2 separate regions of the Homo sapiens genome follow, and region 2 is linked to region 1. Evidence: read pairs that join two places in POLR2A ChIA-PET (ENCODE). Cell type or tissue: B cell. All regions are shown on one strand. Links, peaks and the distances in the headings refer to the core of each region. The heading gives the core; the rest is flanking DNA.

Region 1 (5,378 bases), core at 278-5,277:
GGGTGCCTGTAATGTCAGCTACTCGGGAGGCTGAGGCAGGAGAATTGCAGTGAGCCGAGATCGCACCATTGCACTCTAGCCTGGACCAACAACAGCGAGACACCATCCCAAAAAAAAAAAAAAAAAAAGGGTATTCCAAGTGAGGAAATACAAAGTATTCATGAGGCATTGCTGCTGTATGCCAAACTTGAGGAAAGCACATGTGTTGGAGCTGAACCAGCTGCAGGGATCATAATTTTTTCTTGAAAGAACAACTGATGGACAAACTAGAGTTGTTCATATGGACATTTTATGAAAATGAACAAAGTGAGCCTGTCATTGTTGCCAGTGATAAAATTCAAGTTTTCAAGTGAAAATTAGAATTTTGGAAAACTTGTGTCTGCTAAAACTTTTCCGAGATTGGTAGTAAAATTAATGAATGTGATTTTTTGACATTGTGTGAAACGTCAGTGTTTGGAAATTCTGCACAATTCAGTGAAGAAATATTTTCCAGATTGCTAGTGGGTAAAAGAGCCATTCAAAGTGCAGGACGAGGCCAGGCATGGTGGCTCACGCCTGTAATGTCAGCACTTTGGGAAGCTGAGGAGGGAGGATCGCTTGAGGTCAGAAGTTCAAGACCAGCCTCTGCAACATGGCAAGACCTCATCATCTCTGCTAAAATGTTTAAAAAATTAGCTAAGCATGGTGATATGCACCTGCAGTCCTAACCACTCAGGAGGCTGAGGCGAGAAGATCTCTTGAGCCCAAGGTCAAGGCTGTAGTAAGTTGTGATTGTGCCACTGTACCCCAGCCTGGGCAACAGAGTGAGACCTTATTTCAAAAACAAAAAAAAAAAAAAACAGTGCAGGATGACTAATGTAAAAGTATATGAAATGTTCCTTGATAAAATTTCAGGTTCCACATTGCAACTAGCCTTTAAAAACTACCACTTGTTGAATTTTGGTGTAGTATCAAAGAAGAAAATCCTCAGTATCTGAAAGGCTGTTGAACTCTATTTTTCAACTACATGTCTCTGTGAAGTGAGATTTTCTTCATATGTTTCAACCAAAACAACTTATGAAAACACATTGAATGTGGAAGCAGAGAGAAGTCAGCTGTCTTTCATTAAGCCAGACATTAAAGAGATGTGCAAGAATGTAAAGCACTGCTACTCTTGTGGTGAAATTTCATTTTGTTTTGGAAAATACAGGTTTTTTATTTTAAAAAGATTATTAGCATAAACATGTGGATTTATGATCTTGAATGGATTAATAAATATTTTTTAAAATTAGTTTCAATTTCTAATAAGATAGCTGTGTAGTCCTCAATAATTTTTTAAGCATATAAAGAGTTCTTGAGACCAAAGGTGAGAAAACCACGGTAGCAGACAAAACATGGGGCCCTTGTCTTGATCGGTTGGTTGGTTACTTGCTTTGACTTCATAAGGAGCTCTTGTTTTGCTGGTTCCCAGCCCCAGTATAATCCCTGCCTGGGCCTCAAAGAGGCATTCAGTACTTTGGTTTGCAGTCCTTCTGGTTCCAGAAGCTAGTTCTCTGTGATGTGAGGGACTTTGACCAAAGATAACTGATTTCCTCCTTCTGATACATACACCACTGGCCCTGTGGGTTTTTTTTTTTTGTTTTTTTTTTTTTTTTAAATATATGGCTTGTTTATTCTTTTTCTCCCCTTTTTTCTTTATTTCTTAAATTTTTTTCTCATTTTCCCTTTTAATTTCTTTATTGTTGGTTTATTTATTTTGAAACAGAGTCTTACTCTGTTGCCCAGGCTGGAGTGCAGTGGCGTGATCTCAGCTCATTGCAGCCTTGACCTCTCCAGGCTCAGTTGATCCTCCCACCTCCGCCTCCCAAGTAGCTGAGATTACAGGTGTGCGCTACCACACCCGGCTAATTTTTGTATATTTAGTAGAGACAGTGTTTCGCCATGTTGGCCAGGCTGGTCTCGAACTCCTGGCCTAAGTGATCCGCCAACCTCGGCCTCCCAAAGAGCTAGGATTACAGGTATGAGCCACTGCAACCTGTCTTGTTTTTTATTTTTCTCATTTTTTTCCATTTTTAAATTTTTCATGTTTTTTTTTTTTTTTTTTTTTTTTTTTTTTTTTTTTTGAGACAAAGTCTCTCTCGCTCTCTCGCTCTCTCACTCTCTCGCCCAGGCTGGAGTGCAGTGGCGCCATCTCGGCTCACTGCAAGCTCTGCCTCCCGGGTTCACGCCATTCTCCTGCCTCAGCCTCCCGAGTAGCTGGGAGGGACTACAGGCGCCCCCCACCATGCCCGGCTAATTTTTTGTATTTTTATTAGAGATGGGGTTTCACCGTGTTAGCCAGGATGGTCTCGATCTCCTGACCTCATGATCCGCCCGCCTCGGCCTCCCAAAGTGCTGGGATTGCAGGCATGAGCCACCACGCCCGGCCTAAATTTTTCAGTTTTTATACTCATTTCCTTTTTGTTCGTTTTCTTTCTTTAATTTGTTAGTATTTGTTGTTTTTTGAGACAGCCTCACTTTATCACCCAGGGTGGAGTGTGGTGGCACGATGTTGGCTCACTGCAACTTCCACCTCCCAGGTTCAAGCAGTTCTCCTGCCTCTGCCTTCCCAGTAGCTGGGATTATAGGCACTTGCCACCAAGTGATTTTTGCATTTTAGTAGAGACGGGGTTTCTCCATGTTGGTCAGGCTGGTCTCCATGTTGGTCAGGCTGGTCTCGAACTCCTTACCTCAGGTGATCTGCCTGCCTTGGCCTCCCAAAGTGCTGGGATTACAGGCATGAGCCACCGCCCCAGCCTGTTTTTTGGTCAGCTGTTTTGTTTTGATTGCATTATAAGATTAGTTCATCAGGTAGACTTCCTTTGGTATATATTTAGTTGTGGTTTGGAAAATAAGTTTTTTATTAAAAATAAGTCATTTATGTTTACATGTAATGAGTTTACTCATGTTCTGTTAAATGAATTGATACATATTTAAATTTTTCCTCACTTGAATTTCTAATATAGTAAATACTGATAGATAAAATTCATATAAACAAAAGCTTCTGGGTGTTCAGTTATTTTTCAAAATGCAAAGAGTCCTGAAACCAAAAACTGTAAGAATCATGGTTGTAGACAAAACTTGGTTTGGTTCTCCATGACTTTGGTTGATACATTTTTTTTTTATTTTTTTATTTTTTGAGACAAGTTCTCATTCTGTCACCCGGGTTAGAGTGGAATGGCATGATCTCGGCTCATTGCAGTCTCAACCTCCCAGGCTCAAGCAATCCTCTCATCTCAGCCTCCCAGAGTGCTGGGATTATAGACATGAGCCATTGTGCCTGGCTATATTATCATCGTTATTATTGTTTTGTTTTGTTTTTTGAGATGGAGTTTTGCTTTGTCACCCAGGGTGGAGTGCAGTGGCACCATCTCAGCTCACTACAACCTCTGCCTCCTGGGATCAAGCGATTCTTGTGCCTCAGCCTCCCAACTAGCTGGGATTACAGGTGCACAGCACCACACTTGGCTCATTTTTGTATTTTTAGTAGAGACAGGGTTTTGCCATGTTGGCTAGGCTCCTGGCTTCAATTGATCTGCCTGCCTCGGCCTCCCAAAGTGCTAGGATTACGGGCATGAGCCACTGTGCCTGGCCCTGTAATATAATTTTACATGAGTTAATAGTGTAACATTTTCTCAGTTGTAATTTTTTTTTTTGAGACAGTGTCTCACTCTATCACCCAGGCTGGAGTGCAATGGCACGATCTCCACTCCCTGCAACCTCCCAGGTTCAAGTGATTCTCCTGCCTCAGCCTCTTGAGTAGCTGGGATTACAGGCATGCGCCACCACACCCGGCTAATTTTTGTACTTTTAGTAGAGATAGGGTTTTCACCATGTTGTTCAGGCTGGTCTCGAACTCCTGACCTCGTGATCCACCTGCCTCTGCCTCCTAAAGTGCTGGGATTACAGGCCTGAGCCACTGTGCCTGGCCAGTTTTAATTTTAATACAATAAATATCAGTAGCTATCACCCACATGAAGAAAGCCATTTGACGTCATCAGTAAGAGTAAAGGGATTCCAGACAGTGTGAGAACTCTTTTGTAAACAGAGATAGGACTGATAATCCCTGTCCTCGATTGGTTGATTACTTGCTATGACCTCATAATGAGCCTCTGTTTTGCAATTTCTGGGGCCCTGGCTGGGCCTCAGGAAGGCACTTGCTGTCTTGGTTTTCAGTTGTTCTAGCTGAGGAAGCTGGTTCTCAGTGACCTGATGGACCTTGGCCAAAGTTGGCTCATTTCCTCCTTTGAATACATAGCATTACTTTATGTTTTTTTATTCCATTAAAAAGATCATTTGGCTTACTTGGATTTTATTATGAGGTTTGTGTTTTATTATGAGGTAGGTTTGTGTTTTTTTGTTTTTTTTTTAACTTATATGTTGGCTATTGGTCAGTTCCAAATTTGAAAACTGCAACGCTTACACAGCTTCTATCCTTGAAGAACCTTGGTGCCTACAATAGCTGAGAGCTGGTAGGCTGCAGTCACTAAGGCCAGACACTCAATAGTCTATTCCCTGGGTGGCTTGAGACCTGACATACTTTGTTTCTTTTTGTTTCTTTTCCTTTTGTACTTGACTCTTTTTAACCTGTTTATTTCTTTTTTTTTTTTTTCCCCGAGAAGGAGTCCTGCTCTGTCACGCAGGCTGGAGTGCAGTGGCACGATCTCGGCCCACGGCAACCCTCCGCCTCACAGGTTCAAGCAATTCTCCTGCCTCAGCCTCCTGAGTAGCTGGGATTGCAGGTGCCCGCCAGTATACCCGGTTAATTTTTGTATTTTTAGTAGAGAAAGGGTTTCACCATGTTGGCCAGGCTGGTCTTGAATTCCTGACCTCGTGATCCACCCACCTTGGCCTCCCAAAGTACTAGGATTACAGGCACAAGCCCATGCCTGGGCTAACCCCTATTTCTATCTTTCTTTTTTTTTTTCGAGACAGAGTCCCACTCTGTCGCCCAGGCTGGAGTGCGGTGGCCGGATCTCAGCTCACTGCAGCCTCCACCTCCCAGATTCAAGCAAATCTCCTGCCTCGGCCTCCCGAGTAGCTGGAACTACGGGTGCGTGCCACCATGCCCGGCTTATTTTTGTATTTTTAGTAGAGACAGGATTTTGCCATGATGGCCAGGCTGGTCTTCAACTCTTGACCTGGTGATCCACCTGCCGTGGCCTCCTAAAGTACTGGGATGACAGTCATGAGCCACCACATCCGGCCTCTAACCCTTGTTTCTTAATGAAACATACCTGTAAACCCCACTGTTATGTAGGTATACTTTATTTTTCCTGTAAGAGGTAGGTTTATTTGGAGTGTTTGTAGCAGTGTGTGAACTTTGTATTTCCTTGACAAGTCCTTAAGTGACAGGGAAA
Region 2 (5,378 bases), core at 276-5,275, 1.0 Mb after region 1:
AAATGTATATAATGGATGTACTTGACTTGTTTAATTGGGGGGAAATGGAGAGAAAAAGATGAGAAACACTCTACAAAACAACTGATCTAGACTCTTCAAAAATATCAAGGTCTTGAAAAACAAAGAAAGGCTGAGGATGGTTCTGGATTAAAGAAGACTGAGGAGAGCTGACACCAGATGTGAAGCGTGGTCCTGGCAGACTGGGACAATCAGAGACATTTGAAAGTGGACTGTACGTTAGATAATAGCATTGCATCACTGTCATCAGGCCTGAATTTGGTACTTGTCTTGTGGTTGCGTAAGAAATGTCATTTTTCTTAGGAGATACATGTTGAAATATTTAAGGGTAAAGGGCTAGGACTTATGTAACTTACTCTCCCGTGGTTCAGAAAATATGTGTGTGTGTATGTGTGTATGTGGGTGCCAGACAGAGAGAGAGAGAGAAAAGGGAGCAAATATTATTGCAGGCCGGGTATGGTGGCTCATGCCTGTAATCCCAGCACTTTGGGAGGCCGAGGCGGGCAGATCACCTGAGGTCGGGAGTTCGAGAACACCCTGACCAACATGGAGAAACCCCGTCTCTACTAAAAATACAAAAATTAGCCAGGTGTGGTGGCGCATGCCTGTAATCCCAGCTACTCGGGAGGCTGAGGCAGGAGAATTGCTTGAACCTGGGAGGCGGAGGTTGCAGTGAGCGCTATTGCACTCCAGCCTGGGCAATAAGAGAGAAACTCCGTCTCAAAAAATATATATATATGTGTATATATATATATATAAATATGTATATATATGTATATATATATATAAATATGTGTATATATATGTATATATATATAAATATGTGTATATATATATATGTATATATATATAAATATGTGTATATATATGTATATATATAAATATGTGTATATATATGTATATATATAAATATGTGTATATATATGTATATATATAAATATGTGTATATATATATAATTGCAAAGTGTTAACTGTCAATGAATCAAAATAAACAGTATATGGATGTTGTTCGTACTTTTCTTGCAACTTTTCTGAAGCTGTCATCATTGTCAAAAAGAAAAACAGAAAGACAGCCGGGCACGGTGGCTCACGCCTGTAATCTCAGAACTTTGAGAGGCCGAGGTGGGCAGATCCCCTGGGATTAGGAGCTCAAGACCAGCCTGGCCAACATGGTGAAACCCCATCTCTACTAAAATACAAAAATTAGCTGGGCATGGTGGTGGGTGCCTGTAATCCCCGCTACTCGGGAGGCTGAGGCGGGAGAATCGTTTGAACCCGGGAGGCAGAGCTTGCAGTGAGCTGAGATCAAGCCACTGCATTCCTGGGCAACAGAATGAGACTCCGTCTCAAAAAAAAAAAGAAAAACAAAATCAAAAAAAGGCCTGTACCCAGCTGTCCTTTATTAGGCACACCATGTGGCCTGGTCCAGTGTTAGGTCCACCACTCCATGACCTGACAGCCCCTGCTGGAGAAGCACCCTGCAGTAGAATCTGTGCATTACAATACTCATTATAATCCCAACAGTGCTCATAATAACAGCGCTCATAATAACCCCAAGTGTTCTCTTCACTATACAGCAGTGAACAAGAGTGAAGAAGCTTCGGCTCCATCAACTGCATGAGACTCAGCCAGACACGGCACCGTGATTCCATTTACATTAATAACAAGAAAGCCAGACAAAATGCTCGCAGACTGTTTGGGAAAGTGTACGGGGTAGTAAATCCCAGAGAAAGGAGAGGAAGTGATTACCTTAACACTCAGAACTGTGCTGACCATGGGCGGGGGGGACCTGGAAGGGCATATTTGGGGGCTCTGCAGGTTGTTACATGGGGACTCATTGTGAATTCTATGAATATACATTATACAGTGATGTTTTATACACACCACAGCGGGAAGAGCCCCACCAGGGCCACCTTGGGTAAGGCAGTGCGCGCCTGGGACCCGCAACTGTGTGTAGGACGCTGGCACCTGGGCTGTGCCCTAGGCCCAGGACAGTGTCCTGGCCAGGCCAGGCGCAGTTCTAGGCGGCCCGGGGAAGGCGAACCCAGGGGCTGCTCCCCCAGGCCTTGGGAGCCGCGCGGTGGGGAGGGTTGGCCCCGCCCCGCTTGGGAGGGGTGCCCGGGGCGCCCCCTAGTGGTGGCCACCGGGAGTAAGCCTTGCAGAAGAGGAAGCTGTCCCCGCCCGCCCCGCGCCTCCGTCCGGTTTCTGCATCTTTGCCCCTGGCATTCCTTCCTCCTCCAGTGATCACGACCTGTTTCTGGGGTTCACCTCAGCAAACGCCGACCTCACACTCACCTCTCCCAGGGAGGCTTTACTCCTCCCCGCCTGGGCCTTCTCTCTCTGAGGCTGGCGTACGGTCAATCTGCACAACCTCTCAGGGCCTCTGTCAGCGTAGCGTTTCACACACGTGTGGTGTGGACGATGGGACAAAGACAATACTACTGAGGCCTCCCACCGCCAGCTCTGTGCTGACCGCCCCACTGTGTCTAGGCTCCCTCCCTAAGCAACTTTGCTCATGCACAAGGTCAGTCCTTCTGTGTGCATTTATTAAGTGCCTCCTTTGAGTCTGAGGCTACAGGAAAAAAGTCAGTGGCCGCCACTCCTGGGGGCTTTCAGGCTGGTGGGGGAAATAGCCCGGTGTGGGTGATGGGGCATGATGGGGGCGCTAACATCCCAGCCACAGAGCATCCAGGGAGCCAGTGAGTGGGGTAATGGGGGGCGGGGCGGGGGGCCAGGCAGGTGTCCGCGAGGGAGTGACCCTTGGGCAGGTCTTGAGGAGTTCTGAGAGGGGTTGGAGGTGAGACCCAGGCCAGGGAAATGTGCATGGGCCCAGGGCCTGCTGGGTAAAGGACACAGGTCAGTGGGCTCAAGGAGCTGGGGGAGGGTGCTGGATCCGCCTTGCTCATGCATTGGAACAGGTCTCCAATAGCCCTCGCAGGCCTTTGTGGGATCGCAGTGCTCTGCAGAGGCAGATGCAGGAGGACCCCCAGGGCAGGGTGGCTGCTGTCTGCTCCCCTTTCACCCTATGCCAGTGCTCTGAGTCTGAGGCCTGACAGCCCCAAGAGGGTTAGAGTCCAGGGCCCTACCATCCAGCCCATGTATCCTGAACACCTACTATGCTGGTGGGTGGGGGAAGCAGCCAGGGAGGATGAGTAAGTCATGGACCTTGCCCTCAAGGAGTCTGAAACTAGCACAGGATTAGATAAGCACACAGGGCTCCTTAACTCTGTAGGGAATGAGATAAGGGTGGCGGGAGAGGCCCACGAAGCCGGGGTGTGGGCAGAGAGGGGAGCAGCGCCTGCAGAGTCATGGGATGGTCTGCAGGGAGGGGTTGCTGAGCTGGGCCACGGCAGGGGCCAATCGGGGCCCAGGGATTCAGAGCAGCCAGGACAGTGTGAGCAGAGCTGCCTGTGGGAAGGGGAGAGAGACAGTGTCTTAGGGGCCAGATGTTTGTTGGCTGCCTACAGTCCCCAGGAGAAGGTCCAACTTGCTCTGTGACTTCAGCAAATGTGCACCCTCTCTGAGCCTGTGTCCTCCTGTCCCAAACAGGTTCATGATGGATGCCAGGAGGACCAGGTCCTGGATGTGCGTGCCCAGCAGACAGAAAGGGCTCAATAGCCAACGCCTGTTATTAAGCAATTTGACATTTATTCCTAGGTCTCTATTTCCCATTTTACAAATTTTATTTTGTAGTACCAGAAACCTTTTTATTCAAATGAAAAATTCTGACAGGGCACAGTGGCTCATGCCTGTAATCCCAGCAGTTTGGGGGGCTGAGGCAGGACTGCTTGAGGCCAGGAATTTGAGACCAGCCTGGGCAACATGGTGAAACCCCATCTCTACGAAAAATACAAAAATTAACCAGGCATGGTGGCACGTGCCTGTAGTCACAGCTATTTGGGAGGCTGAGATGGGAGGACTGTGTGAGCCCTGGCAGGTGGAGGCTGCAGCAAGCTGTGATTGTACCACTGCGCTCCAGCCTGGGTGACAAAGCGAGCAAGACCCTGTCTCAAAAAAAAAAAAAAAAAAAAAGGAAAATTTCCTCAGAACCCCGTTGTATAAGAAACAGGTGGGGCTGGGCGCGGTGGCTCACACCTATAATCCCGGCACTCTGGGAGGCCGAGGTGGGCAGATTATCTGAGGTCAGGAGTTCGAGACCAGCCTGGCCAACATGGTGAAACCCAGTCTCTACTAAAAACACAAAAATTAGCTGGGCATGGTGGTGCATGCCTGTAATCTCAGCTATTTGGGAGGCTGAGGCAGGAGAATCGCTTGAACCCAGGAGGCAGAGGTTGCAGTGAGCTGAGATCATGCCAGGAGGGGAGGCTTCCTCCTGGGAGGAAGCCTGTTGCATTCCAGCCTGGGCAACAGAGCAAGACTCTGTCTCAAAACAAACAAACAAACACCACAAAGAAATAGGTGGAAATGAGGCTGTTGTGGGAGGCGGGACAGGGGTGGGGTCAGCTGTCCTGTCCTGGGTTGGCTGCTCTTCCTCTACCAGCAGCTGGGGTCCTGGGCCCTCTTAGGAATCCTAGGGGCTGGAGAAGCTGCTCCACCAACCACAGGGCTGTGCTCCAGGGAGATGAGACTGGCAAAGGAGGGGAGAGTAGGAAGCAGATGGGGAGGCTGGCTCAGGGCCCCATCCTGGGTGGGGGGGCTCCAGCACAAACACTGGGCCTAGAGCACTCAGCCCCCCTTGGCCACACTGCATGTCGGTGGGTGCTTCCTCAGGGTGCAAGACAGAGGCTCAGGATTGGTTCAGCAAACATTTATTGGGCACGCGCCTGGGCTGGGAACTGAGCTCACAGATGGGGAGAGGAGCGAGACATAAGCAGAAACCAGCACCGGGGCTCCGAGAGGGCAGTGCTCTGCGGCAGCACTGTGTGGGGGTGCCCAGGTGGGGACTTAGAAGCTTCAATAAGGCCTTCTGGAGGCAGCAAATGCTTGGACAGAGCTTGAAAGGGTTAGTAAGAGTGAGCCTGGCAAATAAGCTAGGAAGAGTATTGCAGCCCAAGGGAACAGCATGGGCAAAGCATAGAGGTGCCACAGGGCAGGCAGGGCAGGGGCAGGACTGAAGCTGTTCAGGCTCATTCACGGGGAATGAGACAGAGGGAGGTGGGACCATGAGTGCTGCACTGGGGTCGCAGGATCTCTGCTGACTGCTGGACACCCCCGGCCCTCCCCTATCCCTGCAGGTCCTGGTGGCTGGCATTGAGGCGAACATACCTGTGACCTATGGAATTGGCAGCCAGAGGGGAGACGAGAGCACTGGCTGTCAATTCATAGGTCAGAGCCCTGTGCACTCGGTCTCGGCAGCCCACCGACAGCCCTCCACTACCCGCCACCATCTGGCCTGGGAG

What was found. Peaks named below come from ENCODE experiments on the same cell type or tissue, not always from the same donor. Only the 100,000 strongest peaks of a DNase experiment are listed, where the experiment ranks them.
Region 2: POLR2A ChIA-PET joins it to region 1 with 10 read pairs; 2 of 35 experiments call an interaction of 5 or more read pairs at or near these places.

What each region holds. Positions count from the first base shown.
Region 1 is chr11:63,854,704-63,860,081 of GRCh38, forward strand. All of the region lies in intron 1 of MARK2 (microtubule affinity regulating kinase 2), which reads left to right. Among named protein-coding and RNA genes, the nearest start is that of MARK2, 18 kb to the left of the region's middle. In B cell, for the core only: no CTCF peak of the experiment used is centred there; no DNase peak of the experiment used is centred there; H3K27ac peaks cover 555 bases.
Region 2 is chr11:64,885,915-64,891,292 of GRCh38, forward strand. MIR194-2HG (MIR194-2 host gene) reads right to left here. Exons shown (of 3, transcript NR_133640.1): 3 at 2,544-3,426. It overlaps MIR192 (microRNA 192), which reads right to left and starts at 5,332; the gene lies at 5,223-5,332. RefSeq lists an enhancer at 1,478-2,048 and a silencer at 1,882-2,241. In B cell, for the core only: a CTCF peak has its summit at 2,142 (motif pointing left); a DNase peak (open chromatin) is centred at 2,157; H3K4me3 peaks cover 420 bases; H3K27ac peaks cover 766 bases.